Linked DNA regions of Homo sapiens: region 1 is linked to region 2. Evidence: chromatin contacts called from ENCODE Hi-C or POLR2A ChIA-PET data. All regions are on one chromosome and are shown on one strand. Each heading gives the region's core, a stretch centred on a gene start or an enhancer-like site at or near the end of the contact. The rest is flanking DNA. Distances are from core to core; before and after follow the strand shown.

What was found. A loop is a pair of places that touch in the nucleus more often than their neighbours do. ChIA-PET counts read pairs that join two places held with the same protein, here RNA polymerase II (POLR2A). Pooled maps may share reads with other maps.
Region 1: a loop to region 2 is called in a map of CD4-positive, alpha-beta T cell, with 6 times the contacts of the local background. The contact joins the promoter of FAM193A here to the enhancer-like site in region 2. A Hi-C loop is called at or near these places in 2 of 168 maps with a recorded cell type or tissue (CD4-positive, alpha-beta T cell and naive thymus-derived CD4-positive, alpha-beta T cell) and 8 of 50 pooled maps. POLR2A ChIA-PET finds 5 or more read pairs at or near these places in 2 of 52 experiments (CD4-positive, alpha-beta memory T cell and naive thymus-derived CD4-positive, alpha-beta T cell).

The regions. Positions count from the first base shown.
Region 1 is chr4:2,533,620-2,540,270 of GRCh38, reverse strand. FAM193A (family with sequence similarity 193 member A) reads right to left here and starts at 3,624. Exons shown (of 21, transcript NM_001366318.2): 1 at 3,101-3,624. The coding sequence starts at 3,355. RefSeq lists silencers at 2,621-2,670, 2,415-2,709, 2,711-2,870, 2,921-3,210, 3,291-3,390 and 3 more.
Region 2 is chr4:2,276,742-2,283,936 of GRCh38, reverse strand. The region is part of intron 8 of ZFYVE28 (zinc finger FYVE-type containing 28); the gene reads left to right. Among named protein-coding and RNA genes, the nearest start is that of MXD4, 18 kb to the right of the region's middle. RefSeq lists enhancers at 1,552-1,611, 2,380-2,879, 2,880-3,381. Within about 2 kb of position 1,861, at least 6 of the 41 ENCODE cell types and tissues checked have a DNase peak (open chromatin) inside an H3K27ac peak, as active enhancers do; they include CD4-positive, alpha-beta T cell, where a contact is called at or near this core.

The sequences.
Region 1 (6,651 bases), core at 2,375-4,874, 250 kb before region 2:
GTCTCGATCTCCTGACCTCGTGATCCGCCTGCCTCGGCCTCCCACAGTGCTGGGATTACAGGCGTGAGCCACTGCGCCCGGCCATTTTTTGTATTTTTAGCAGAGATGAGGTCTCACCGTGTCAACAAGGATGGGATTTTTTTTTTTTTTTTGAGACAGAGTTTCACTCTTGTTGCCCAGGCAGTAGTGCAATGGTTAGATCTCAGCTCACTGCAACCTACATCTCCCAGGTTCAAGCAATTCTCCTGCCTCAGTCTCCCGAGTAGCTGGGATTACAAGTGCATACCACCACACCTGGCTAATTTTTGTATTTTTAGTAGAGACGGGGTTTCACCATCTCTGGGGTTTCATCATCTGTCAACCAGGCTGGTTTCGAACTCCTGACCTCAGGTGATCCACCCACCTCGGCCTCCCGAAGTGCTGGAATTACAGGCATGAGCCACGGTGCCCGGCCCTAAAATGTTTTGTGAAATTTTTGTGTTTATGTGTATGTTTCCTAGATCTTAACGGATTTTATTTCTTGGAGTGGGTCATAAGAGTGGGTCATGGTCAAAAACCTTGATAGGCCAGGTGCAGTGGCTCAGGCCTGTAATCCCAGCACTTTGGGAGGCAGAGATGGGAGGATCACTTGAGGTCAAGAGTTCAAGACAAGCCTGGGTAACATAGTGAGACCCTGTATCTATATTAAAAGAACAAATTAGCCAGGCATGGTGGCACATACCTAGAGGCCTAGCTACATGGAAGGACTGCTTAGCCCAGAAATTGGAGGTTACAGTGAGCTATGACCAGGCAACTGTACTCTAGCCTATGCAACAGAGAGAGACCGTGTCTCTTTTAAAACAACAAAACCCTGATGCATACTAGTTTAACAGAATATCACAGTCCTGTCAAAAATAATACTCAGGTGGGCACAGTGGCAAGGGTCTGTGCCCTTAGTAATTAGTAAAACTAAGATGAGAGGGATCCCTTGAGCCCACAAGCTCAAGGCCAGCCTAGGCAACATAGCAAGACCCTATCTTAATAATAATAGGCATACAGTTATCTGATTTTGAATAACGCGACAAAAATAATAAAGGCAGGGCTGGGCACGGTGGCTCACGCCTGTAATTCCAGGACTTTGAGAGGCCAAAGCAGGTGGATCAGGAGGTCAGGACTTCAAGACCAGCCTGCCCAACATAGTGAATCCCTGTCTCTACTAAAAATACAAAAAAAATTAGCCAGGCATGGTGGCAGGTACCTGTAGTCCCAGCTACTTGAGAGGGTTAGGCAGGAGAATCGCTTGAACCCGGGAGACAGAGGTTACGGTGCGCCAAGATCGCACCACTGCACTCCAGCCTGGGCGACAGAGTGAGACTCTGTCTCAAAAAAAAATAAATAAAAATAATAAAGTTATATTTTACCTAAGTATTGCAAAGCAAATGTAAATTATTAAAACTTGAAATGGTATGAAAGGCTAAAACTAAGAATTTTATTGTGCCACCAACTGGTTTTTATTGAATCAATAGAAATGAATATATTCCACATCCAGCTACACCAAAAATTATCAATATTTTGTGTAAGGATATGCACAGGCAAACCCCCCCCGCCCTCCCCTACCCGACAGCAGCAAACACTGCCCTTAAAAACCCCAAAGATCCAAACGCTCAAGACTCATCCTTGATCCCAAGAACTGCGGCCTGTTTTGATCTCCAGGATACTGGATGAGGGCAATCTCGGGAGACTGAAGTCCAGGACTACAGCCCAAGACCCTAATGTAACAATATAATAATAATAAAAACGGCCGGGCGCGGTGGCTCACACCTGTAATCCCAGCACTTTGGGACGCCAAGGTGGGCGGATCACCTGAGATCACGAGTTCGAGACCAGCCTGGCCAACATGGTGAAACCCTGTCTCTACAAAAATTAGCCGGGCATGGTGGCGCATGCCTGTAGTCCCAGCTACTCGAGAGGCTGAGGCAGGAGAATCGCTTGAACCCGGGAGGCGGAGGTTACAGTGAGCCAAGATCGCGCCATTATTGCACTCCAGCCTGGGCGACAGAGCGAGACTCCGTTCTCAAAAGAAAAAAAAAAAAAGAACAATTTGTGTCATGATTTAGCACAAAAATACTCCCAACGCTTCTTTCATTTTTTAATTGCAATATCTTTAAAACTACATAATTTAAGAGTTTAAATAACATTATAAGAACGCAACTTTTCAAAAAAAATCTATTCTCTTTCAGCAGACAATGGGATAACTGGAAATGACTGCGCCAATTGCATACCCACTTATAAATAGTGTACCCTCTGAAATGTTGTGACCAACGGTTGAATAAAAGTGGCAGGAATCCATAATTGGTAGGTGCAATGTGTGCTAGCTGTCTTCATAAACAAAACTGAAAAAAATCACCTTTCAAATTCCTTAAGTTCGAACCCTAAATACATACCTGAGTAACCAAACCACTAAATACCCCTGAAAACTTAACAAAGCGGGGGAGGAGGGGCCAGGGCTGCCAGCTCCAGGTGGCTGTCAGGTAGATTTCAAATAACCACATAGGAGGACCAAAGGAAAACTTCCGGGAGGCCCTTCTCAATCATCACGCGCACGGAATAACGAAGGTGGCCAGAGAAACATTTCAAAGCCCTGGGAGCGAAAGGGCAGCTTTGCTCACTCCCGGAATCGCAGTCGCTCTGGAACCGCCGCAGCGGGCGAGGCGCCACGACAGAAGCCCGGGCCTCGCGGGTATCACCCGCCGGGTCCAGCGGAAGGCGAAGCGCCGTGCGCGGAGCTGCACCCCGGAGACGTCCCCGCCCGTTGAGGGGCTGCTCCAGCCTGCGGACCAGCCCGTCGCCGTGAGCGGCGGCCCCGGTGTAGCCCTCCCGCCGCCTCTGCTCAGGTTCTCCTCTCAAGAGGCTGACAGAGGCCGCGTCACGCCGAGCACGGCCCACCTGCCGCCCTGCCCCGGGACCTCGGCAAGCGCAGCGCCGCAGGACCCGTTATCCGCCCGCCCGCAGCATCCCGCTCCCAGGCCCGGGGCCGACAGCGGGAGGCCGAGCTCCGCCAAGGCGCGAGGGAACGGCAACCGCGTACCGCCATCGACCCCTGCCCGCTGCCGCCGCTTACCTCGAAGTAGCCTCCGGGGGCGGCGCCGCCCGCGCTCGCGCCCGCGCCGAGAGGCCCGTTGGCCGCCGCCGCGCCGCCCACCAGGCCTGCCGCGCTGCCCGGGGCCGCCAGGCCCGCGGCCTGGGAACCGCGCAGCGCCGCCGCCGGGCCGGCCTTGCCGCTGCTCGCGCCGCCGTTACCCCCGCCCGAGCCGCCGCCGCCGCCCCGCTTGTTCTTCCGGCGCTTGGCCCCGCGCTTGGCGTCGGCTGGGCTCATGGCGGGCGGGGAGAGGGGCGCAGAGCGGGCGCGGGGGCCGCGGGCGGCGGCGGAGGGCGGGGAAGGCGGGGAGGCTGAGGCGGCCGCGGCGGCGGGCGCTCCGGCCAGCCGGGGGGCGCTGCGCGGGGTCGCGTCCGGGTCGGGGAGGGCTGGGGCGGGCGGGAGCTGCGGGGCAGGCCGCTGGGCGGGAGGAACCGCGAGTCCACAGTCCCGGCGCCGCGGCTGACCAGAGTTAGAGTCCAATATGGCGGACACAAGGGGAAAGGGATCCCAGTTTACGTCGGGGGAGGGGGAAGGAGCAGCGGGGAGGGGGAGGGGTGTGGGCCCCCACCCCCCACCCCCACCCCGCCTTACTCCGCCCCCCGGCTCTGCTTTTCCCTTTGCTTGCCCACCCCCTCCTGCCGTTAACGTGCCTCGGCGCGCAGGACACGCCGGGAACTGAAGTCCGTGCTGCCCGTGCAGCAGCTGGGGGTACCCGGGGGTGGACCACGATTCCCGTCAGGCCTTGCGAGGCCGAGGGCCCGGGCGCTGGGAGGAGCTGGGGCCAGGGAGCTGGATGCGGCGGTGATGTCACCGCCTCGCTCGTCGCCGCAGGTCCCGCCCGCGCCGCGCGGCCTTCTGGGCGTTGTGGTCGGGCGTAGGGCTAGGCCGGCAGGAGGCCGCGCCGCCGCCCGCGAGGCAAACTACACGGCTGGCGGCAGGGAGTTCCGCCTCTCTGACCGGTGTCCGCTGCCCGCCCGCCCCGCCCGCCTCGCCCGCGCCCCTGTCCGCCGCCCAGGTGCCGCAGACCGGCGCGGCTCCCGGGATGCACCAGGGGCGGCGCGGCGCGGCCCTGGCCTCGCCAGGAACGCCCGGTGACCTTGGGCTAGTCTAGTTCTGGTCCAGATGACTCAGTGAGGACCACAGAATCCCTGCCTCGTGGGCTGGGCGGGGGTTCGGGCAGCGCTGGAAAGCCGGGCGCGGTGCGGTGGGGTCCGCCTGGGTGCGGAGGCAGCGGCGGAGCCGGCGAATCTTGGACCGGGCCTGGGGCTGGGACACGCCGGTCGGTTCCCCGAGAACCCCTCGCCTAAAGGGTGCTCTTCCCGAGCCCGCCCTCTCCCTGCTATCCCGTTAAGCCCTCTCCAGTGGTCCCGGTGCCTTGCTAATCCACGGGGCCCTAGGACGATCCGGCCGTGTCCCACACCCTCGCACTCACGCACCTCGGGGACGACTAGCCGGGTCAGACCCTCGCAGACGTCCAGATCAGAAATAAGGGCTTGCGTCTGGACCCTCCTCCCTCCGCGGCCTTGCAGACATCTGCGAGCCCCAGGCAGAGCTCTGCCCTGAGACCCGGGCCACGGGGGGACCCTGCCGGCGGCTCCGCCCCCTGGAGGGCCCCGCTTACCACAGACACAGAGGCACAAAGGACATGATTTCCCCTTTTTGGTTCCACCGGTGGTGTCAGGCCGAGAGGCGGCGGGCTTGGCATTGGGATGTACGGCCTGCCAGGCTCCCCTTGCAGCGTTAACCGAGCTCTACTGTTCGTCCTGGGTCCCCGCAACCCGCCCCAGCTGCAGCCACAGCCTCCTGATCCTCTGACCCATTCTTCATGACACAAGCAGAAATCTCATGTGATCAGAAGAAAGCTACCCTTAAAGCCATTCAGATACCATCCTAGACGAAAAAAGGCCCCCCGCCCCATCAGGGTCTTGGATGATCCTGCCACTGAACATGGATTTTGAGAGAGCGGGTAGGAATGCGTTTCTGGCCTCTTTTTCAGTGTCATAGGCTGTCCCTGCCCCTTGCCTCAACCCCTGTCCTTTCCTTTGTCATAGCACATTGCACAGGATTGGGATTCATGATGTCACCAGTATCCCCAAAGACAAAAGGTTTTATTGGGCAGGAGAGAACCTGAGAATGCCTGCCTCACACACCTCTGACACCCAAGCTACTGCAAAGCAAGAGGCTGAGCACCCAGCACTCTACTATTTGCTGAATCAATGAATGACAATAATGACCATTAGGCCTGGGTGCCTTGGCTCATGCCTGTAATCCCAGCAGTTTGGGAGGCCGAGGTGGGCGGATCACCTGAGGCCGGGAGTTCAAGACAGCCTGGCCAGCAAAGCGAAACCCCGTCTCTACTACAAATACAAAAATTAGCTGGGCATGGTGGCACACACTTGTAATCCCAGCTACTCGGGAGGCTGAGGCAGGAGAATCGCTTGAACCCGGGAGGCAAGGGTTGCAGTGAGCCGAAATAGTGCCATTGCACTCCAGCTTGGGCAACGAGCAAAACTCCGTCAAAAAAAAAAGAGGCCGGGCACAGTGTGGCTCTCGCCTGTAATCCCAGCACTTTGGGAGGCCGAGGTGGGGCGGGTCATGAGGTCAGGAGATTGAGACCATCCTGGCTAACACGGTGAAACCCCGTCTCTACTGAAAATACAAAAAATTAGCCGGGCCTGGTGGCGGATGCCTGTAGTCCCAGCTACTCAGGAGGCTGAGGCAGGAGAATGGCGTGAACCTGGGAGGCGGAGCTTTCGGTGAGCCCAGATCAAGCCACTGCACTCCAGCCTGGGCCACAGAGCGAGACTCCGTCTCAAAAACTCAAAACAAAACGAAAGAAAGAAAAGAATAAAAATAATGACAGGCCGGGCCTGGTGGCTCATGCCTGTAATCCTAGCACTTTGGGAGGCCGAGGTGGGCGAATCACCTGAGGTCAGGAGTTTGGGACCAGCCTGGCCAACATGGAGAAACCCCATCTCTACTAAAAATACAAAAATTAGCCGGGCGTGGTGGCAAGCACCTATAATCCCAGCTACTTGGGAGGCAGAGGCGGGAAAATTGCTTGAACCTGGAAGGTGGTGGTTGCAGTGAGCCAAGATCGAGTGAGACTCTGCCTCAAAAAAAAAAAAAAAAAAACAGATGAACTGATAAAATGCTATATACACAAGGGAGCACAATTTTTTGGAATGCTATTTAGCCATTAAAACCCCCAGATTTCTGTCATTTGCTGCAACATAGATGAGCTTGCAGGACATTATGTGATGTGAAAAAGCCAGGCACAGAAAGATAAGTACCACTTTATTTTTTTTATTTTTATTTTATTTATTTATTTTTGAGACAGAGTCTTGCTCTGTCACTCAGGCTGCAGTGAAGTGGCGCGACGTGGCTCACTGCAACCTCCGCCTCCCGGGTTCACGCCATTCTCCTGCCTCAGCTTCTCGAGTAGCTGGGACTATAGGCAGCCGCCACCATGCCCGGCTAATTTTTTTTGTATTTTTATTAGAGATGGGGCTTTCACTATGTTGATCAGGCTG
Region 2 (7,195 bases), core at 612-3,111:
AACCTCTGCCTGGTCTCTCCCAGCATCACCAGGGGGTTCCCTACAGTCTGTCGGCTGCTTCCCACCTCTTGGCTTTCATTCAAGCTGTCCTCATGCTGCGCCTTCCAGGAACCCTCCCTGGCACTCCAGACCTCTCTCCAGCCTGAGTGAGGAGTCTCCCCTCTGACCTCCCACAACAACACCCTTGATGGTTCCTCTGTTACACTTTCCGTGTGTGATAATTAACTGTTCACCTATTGATCTCTGCCATCAAATCGTGAGCTCCTTAGGGCTGAACTGTGCAATTCCTGGATCATAGTTGGTGCTTAGTGCATGTTTGTAGGGCAGGTGGATGGATGGATGGATGGATGGATGGATGGGTGGATGGACGGTTGGATGGTTGGATGGATGGATGGATGGATGGACTGATGATTAGATGGATGGGTGGGTGGATGGATGGATGGCAAATGAATGAGTGGATGGGTGGATGGATGGGTGGGTGGATGGGTGGATGGATGAGTGGATGGGTGGATGGATGGGTGGGTGGATGGGTGGGTGCATGAGTGGATGGGTGGATGGATGATTGGATGGATGGATGGATGGATGGATGGATAAATGGATGGGTGGGTGGGTAGATGGGTGGGTGGATGAGTGGAAGATTGGATGATGGGTAGACGGATTGGTGGGTGGACAGGTGGGTACATGGGTGGATAGATGGATGGATGATTAGTTGGGTGGATGGATGGATGGATGCATGGATTGGTGGATGGGTAGATGAATGGATGGGTGGATGGATGGATAGGTAAATATATGGATGGGTAAATGGATGAGTGGGTGGGTGGGTGGATGGATGGATGACTTTTACAAGAAGCAGCCAGCCCACCATTTGCGTCAGGGCCCAAGGTGGCTCATTAGAATTGGTATGTGGTTGTACAAATGCCCGAGCTGCTAATTTTCCCACATCCAAGCACAATTAAACCTTGCCTCTGGAGCCTACCAGTCACTCTTGATGTTCTTTGTTTTTGTTTTTTATTTATTTTTCTTTAGAGATAGAGTCTTGCTATGTTACGCAGGCTAGCCTTGAATTCCTGGGCTCAGGGGATCCTCCTGCCTCAGCCTCCCCGTAGCTGGGACTACAGGCTGTTTTTCTCTTCATTAGCCTTTGCAAATGGTTTCAAGAGTTCAAAAATTAATGTATCTGATGTCATAATGAGAAACATACTGTGATGCTGTTAGTCTTTCCAAAGTTGGCATTCTCTTCTTTCACAGACTCCTAGAGGTTCAAGGTGGCAAAGTCCTGTCTTTCTGTTTGCATACTCACTTGCTAAATTTGCTGCATCAGATTCATTTGGGCTTTGCTATGGTCTTTCTTTTCCATAGTAATTGGAATTAAAATTATAAGTTCAGTAAACTTCCCTCTTCTGCTCTATCCAATTGCTGAATTCAGACGTGTTCCATGTTCCCAACATCTCAGAGGCTCCCCTCACCACTTTTCCCACCCCAATGATGACATCAGCCATTTATCCCCCCTGTGTGCTGTTCAAGAGGAGCACTTTGGAAACCTGGCCACTGTCCTGTGGCCTAACTGTGACACAGCTGAAGACACAGGCTGGGCAGCCTTTGGTATTGATGTGACTGTTTAGAATTGCACTGCCTTTCTTTACCAGAGAATGACATTTCATAGTAGTTCAAACCGAAGTGGGGCTGTTGCAGGGAGTTTTTGCTGCCTTCTGTAAGAGAGTGGCAGGAAGCAACATTCAGGCAGCCGGTGCGGGAGTGTCTGGCAGCTGCAGAAGGTGGCTGGACTTTTAGACATCCGGGTGAACATGCTGAAGTGACGTTGATCCACTGACTTGAGAACATCAGTGACAAGGGTTCAGACTCTGTGGTGAGACACAGGAAGCTGTTGGCAGGGCAGGTGCCCTTCACTCTTCTAGCCTCTGCTTCTCATGGCTCCCTGTCTTTCTGTGACTTGAGCTGTGGCTGTATCTCACCCGTACTGTTCCCTTCCTCACCACAGGGATGGACCCGCTGGGCACCAGCTCACTTCTCGGCTCTGTATTGTTAATGTGTGTGGCTCCCCCACTAGACTTGGCTTTTGGGGGACACATAGTGTCTGATCTACCCCTGAGGTCCTCCTCATGGCCCTACCCTGTCTGTTCAGCAACTGGCCACAGGGGATAAACACCCTTCCAAAGGCAGTGTTCCTGGGCCACTGGCATCCAAACAGTGCCCCCTGCTGTGGTTTGAATGTGTGCCCCAAAGTTCATGTGTTGGTAACTTAATCCCCACTGCAACAGCGTTGAGAGGGGGGACCTTAAAGAGGTGATGAGGTCATGAAGGCTTTGCCCTCCTGAGCGGATTGATGTTATTGCAAGAGTGGGTTTGTTATTGCTGCAGTGGGGTCCTTATAAAGGGTGAGCATGGCCCCCTTCCCCTCTCTCTTGCCCATGCGATGCCTTCCTCCATGTGGTGACATAGCAAGAAGGCCCTAGTCAGATGGGGCCCCTCCACCTTGGGCTTCCCAGCCTCCAGACTGTGAGCCAGAAACATGTCTGTTCATTATAAATTACCTAGACTGTGGTACTCTGTTATAGCAGCAGGAAGCAAAGGAAGACACCCATCCACATGGCCCCAGGAATGGCTGACCCAGAAGGACCCAGGCTCATGCTCTCGGTGAAATCCTGGGTTCTACCTCCCCACTCTGCTCTCTTGTTCCCTTTGGCCCTTCCAAGCCCAGCCGGTTCCCTTGGGCAGTACCTCATTGGTTTTTCTACCTGTGACATCTCTGTATGGGGCCCCTTGGCTCTCTCTGTCCACCCATTCCCCCTCCCACGCCACCAGAGCTTCCAGCCAACCAGGGCAGGGAGGCAGGAGAGGGCCTTTCCTGTGGCAAGTGAAGGGTGTCTGGGGTTGAGATGGCCATCAGCGATCTGACCTACCCGTGGGCAATCGGCCAGCCTTGGCCTGGCCTCGGTCTCAACCTGCTGGTAGAAGCCATTGTTCTTATGCCACACTCAACTCTCTGTTGAACGTCAGGGCCCTTCCCCTGATTTCTCATCTCCAGGGGTGCTTCAGTAGCAGGATGCTTGTCCAGATAGCCTTCCCAGCTTCAGGGTGTTGGTCCAAGGGGCTGGAGCTGCGGGGCTGAATACTTCCCATGGGCTTCTCCTTTCACAGGGAAACAAGTTCCTCGCCACAGGCAGGGCCCGAGGGTGCCATCTGCTGCCAGCAGGCACTTTCCTTTCTTCTTGAAATGGCATCTCTTCTGATCACAAAAGCAATACTTGATCCGCGATGAGACTTTAGAAAATGATAATTTACCTGTAATCTTACTACTCAAGTAAGTGTAAGATTAATGCCTTACCTTGAGTATCTTCCCCAGTGTGTCATTTATGTACATATGACATCTCTAATTTTTATTTTTATTATTTTATTTATTTTAAGAGACAGGGTCTTGCTCGTTGCCCAGGCTGGAGTGGAGTGCAGTGGTGTGATCACAGCTCACTGTACCCTTGAACTCCTGGGCTCAAGCGATCCTCCCACCTCAGCTTCCAGAGTAGCTGGTACTACAGGTGCACACCATCATGCCTGGCTAATTTTGGATTTTTTGTAGAGACAGAGGTCTTGTCATGTTGCCCAGACTGGTCTTGAACTCCTGGCCTCAAGTGATCCTCCCGCCTCAGCCTCCCAATAATTGTTGGGATCACAGGCATGAGCCACTACACCTCGCCTCTAATTTTTTAAATGCTACATTTTTCATTTCATATTTTAACATTTCCAGTGGACCATCCTTCTGGAGATTGTTTCACCATAGGGATATGACCTAATGTATTGAGTCAACCCACTGTTGATGGACATTTAGCTTATAAGCTATTTCTTGCATATGAGTTTGCTGGGCGATTACAAGAAAAACATTCTCTTCTGTTGTTTGTGAGATGTACAGCTCAGTAATTTGTGGTACATCCATGAGGCTGTACAGCCAATATCACTGTCTAATTCAAAACATTTTCATCACCCCATAAAGAAAAACCCTCCCCATCAGCAGTCACCATGTTCCCCTCCCCCTTCAGCTGTTGCGACCACGGTTCTGCTTTCTGCCCCTATGGGTTTCGCCTGTTCTAGACATTTCATGTGAATGGAATCAATCATACAGTATGTGATTTTTTTTTTTTTTTTTGAAGGAGTCTCACTCTGTTGTCAGGCTGGAGTGCAGTGGCATGATCTCGGCTCACTGCAAGCTCCGCCTCCCGGGTTCACGCCATTCTTCTGCCTCAGCCTCCTGAGTAGCTGGGACTACAGGCGCCCGCCACCATGCCTGGCTAATTTTTTTTGTATTTTTAGTAGAGACAGGGTTTCATCGTGTTAGCCAGGATGGTCTCGATCTCCTGACCTCGTGATCCGCCCACCTTGGCCTCCCAAAGTGCTGGGATTACAGGTGTGAGCCACTGCACCCGGCCAGTTTGTGATCTTTTGTGACTGGCTTCTTTCACTCAGCACGATGGGTGTGTTTTTGTTTTTGTTTTTTTAGACGGAGTCTCGCTCTGTCTTCAGGCTAGAGTGCAATGGCACGATCTTGGCTCACTGCAACCTCTGCCTCCTGGGTTCAAGCAATTCTCCTGCTCAGCTTCCCGGGTAGCTGGGATTACAGGCATGCGCCACCACACCCAGCTAATTTTTGTATTTTCAGTAGAGACGGGGTTTCACCAAGTTGGCCAGGCTGGTCTCGAGCTCCTGATGTCAAGTGATCCTCTCGCCTCGGCCTCCCACAGGGCTGGGATGACAATATGATGTGTTCAGTGTTCATCCACACAGTAGCATGTATAAGTGCTGCGTTCCTTTCTGTGGCTGAAAACTTATTCCATTATATAGATAGACATTTTGTCTATCCATTCAACTGTTTTCCAAAGTGTCTGTGCCATTTTATTTTTCCATAAGGAAGAGAGGAGGATTCCAGTTCCTTCACATCCTCACCTTCCTCACCACAACTTCATATTTTCTGGGTTTTTTTTTTTTGAGGGGGGGGGGAACATTCTAATCGTCCTAATAGATAAAATGGTATTTAATTGTAATTTTTTTGGCATTTCCTGACTGACAGTGATGTTGGGCATCTGTTCATGTGTTTATTAGCCATTTGTATATCTTCTTTGGAAAAATGTCTATTCAAATCCGTTTTCCATTTGTTCAGTAGTGTTTTTTTTTTTGGTCTTTTTGTTGTTGGATTGTAAAAATTCTTTCTATATTGCAGATACTATGTCCTTATCAGACACATGATTTGCAAAAATTATTCTGTGGGTTTTCTCTTCACTTTCTTGGTGGTGTCCTATGAAGCAGAAAGTCTTCAGTTTGATGAAGTCCAGTTATCTGTTTTCTCTTTTGTTGCCCATGCTTTAGGTGTCATGTCTAGGAAACTGTGGCCTAGCCTAACGCCACAAAGATTTACTCCAATGTTTTCTTTTAAGAATTTTAAGCCTGGGCGCCGTGGCTCACGCCTGTAATCCCAGCACTTTGGGAGGCTGAGGTGGGTGGATCACTTGAGTCCAGGAGTTCAAGACCAGCCTGGGCAACGTGGTGAAACCCCATCTCCGCTAAAAATGCAAAAATTAGCCGGGCAGTGTGGTGCACGCCTGTGGTCCCAGCTACTCAGGAGGCTGAGATGGGAGGCTCACTTGAGCCCAGGGAAGTCAAAGCTGCGGTAAGCCATGTGAGACACCATCTCAAAAAAAAAAAAAAAAAAAGAGAGAATCTTTGAGTTGTAGCTCTGACATCTAGATATATGATTCATTTCGAGTGAATTTTTGTATGTGGTATAAGGTCAGAGTTCAGCTTCATCCTTTTGCATGTGTGTCTCCGGTTTTCCGGCAGCATTTGTTGAAAAGACTATTCTTTCCTGGTTGGTCTTGGCACCCTTGCTGAGAATCCACTGCCCATAAGCATATGGGTTTCTTTGCGGACTCTCGGTCTCATTGGTCTGTATGTCGGTCCTATGCTGCTGCTGCACAGTCTTGATTCCTGCTCTTTCATGCCACATTGCAAATCACAAGTGTGAGTCCTCCAACTTGTTTTTTTTCTTTTGGCTATTCTGGGTCCCTCGAGTCACTCCCACATTAATTTTAGGATCATATTGTCCATTTTTGCAAGAAAAAAAGGCAGTTGGCACTTTCGTATGGATTGCATTGAATCTGTAGATCGATTTGGGGAGTCATGCCGTCTCAACAATATTGTCTTCCGACCTGTGAACACGAGATGTCTTCCCATTTATGTAGGTCTTCTAATATTTTTCAACAATGTTTTGTTGTTTTCAGTGTATGATTCTTGTACTTCTTTTGTTAAATTTATTCTAAGTATTTTAATCTTTTTTATGCTATTGTAAAGGGCTAAGGATTGTTTTCTTCATTTCACTTTCAGTTTATTGCTACCATATCTAAACACAAATGATCTTTTTTTTAATTTTTATTTTATTTATTTATATTTTTTTGAGATGGTGTCTCACTCTGTCACCCAGGCTGGAGTGCAGTGGCACGATCTCAGCTCAGTGCAACCTCCGCCTCCCGGGTTCAAGCAATTCTCCTGCCTCAGCCTCCCGAGTAGCTGGGACTACAGGCACACGCCGCCACGCCCGGCTAATTTTTTGTATTTTATTAGAGACGGGGTTTCACCGTGTTGCCCAGGCTGGTCTCGAACTCCTGAACTCAGGCAGTCCGCCTGCCTCGGCCTCCCAAAGTGCTAGGATTACAGGCATGAGCCACCACGCCCGGCGTGATCTTTAAAAAAAAGCCTTTATTGATATGTAACATACATACCACAAAATTCACCTTTCTAAATCACACAGTTCAGTGGTTTTGGGCAATAATACCCCTGAGCCTTCTGTGTCGGGCGCCACGCCAATCCGGCCTTCTGCCATGTACTTGCCGCCTCCGTTCCCTTGCCTCTGCTCTCTCCCTGCCCCAATTCTTTTTTTTTTATATTTTTAATTTTTGTAAAATATATGTAGCATAAAGTTTACTATTTAGCCCTTCCTAAGCGTACAATTTCGTGGCATTGAACACACTCAGTGCCGTGCAACTGTCACCAACATCATCTCCGCAACGTCCTCATCTTCCCAAACTGAAACTGTTTCCCCATCACTCACTCCCCCCGACTCCCCGCCCTCTGCCCACCCTGGCGCCCACCGTTCTACCTTCCATCTGTATGAACGTGACGGCTCTCAGGACCT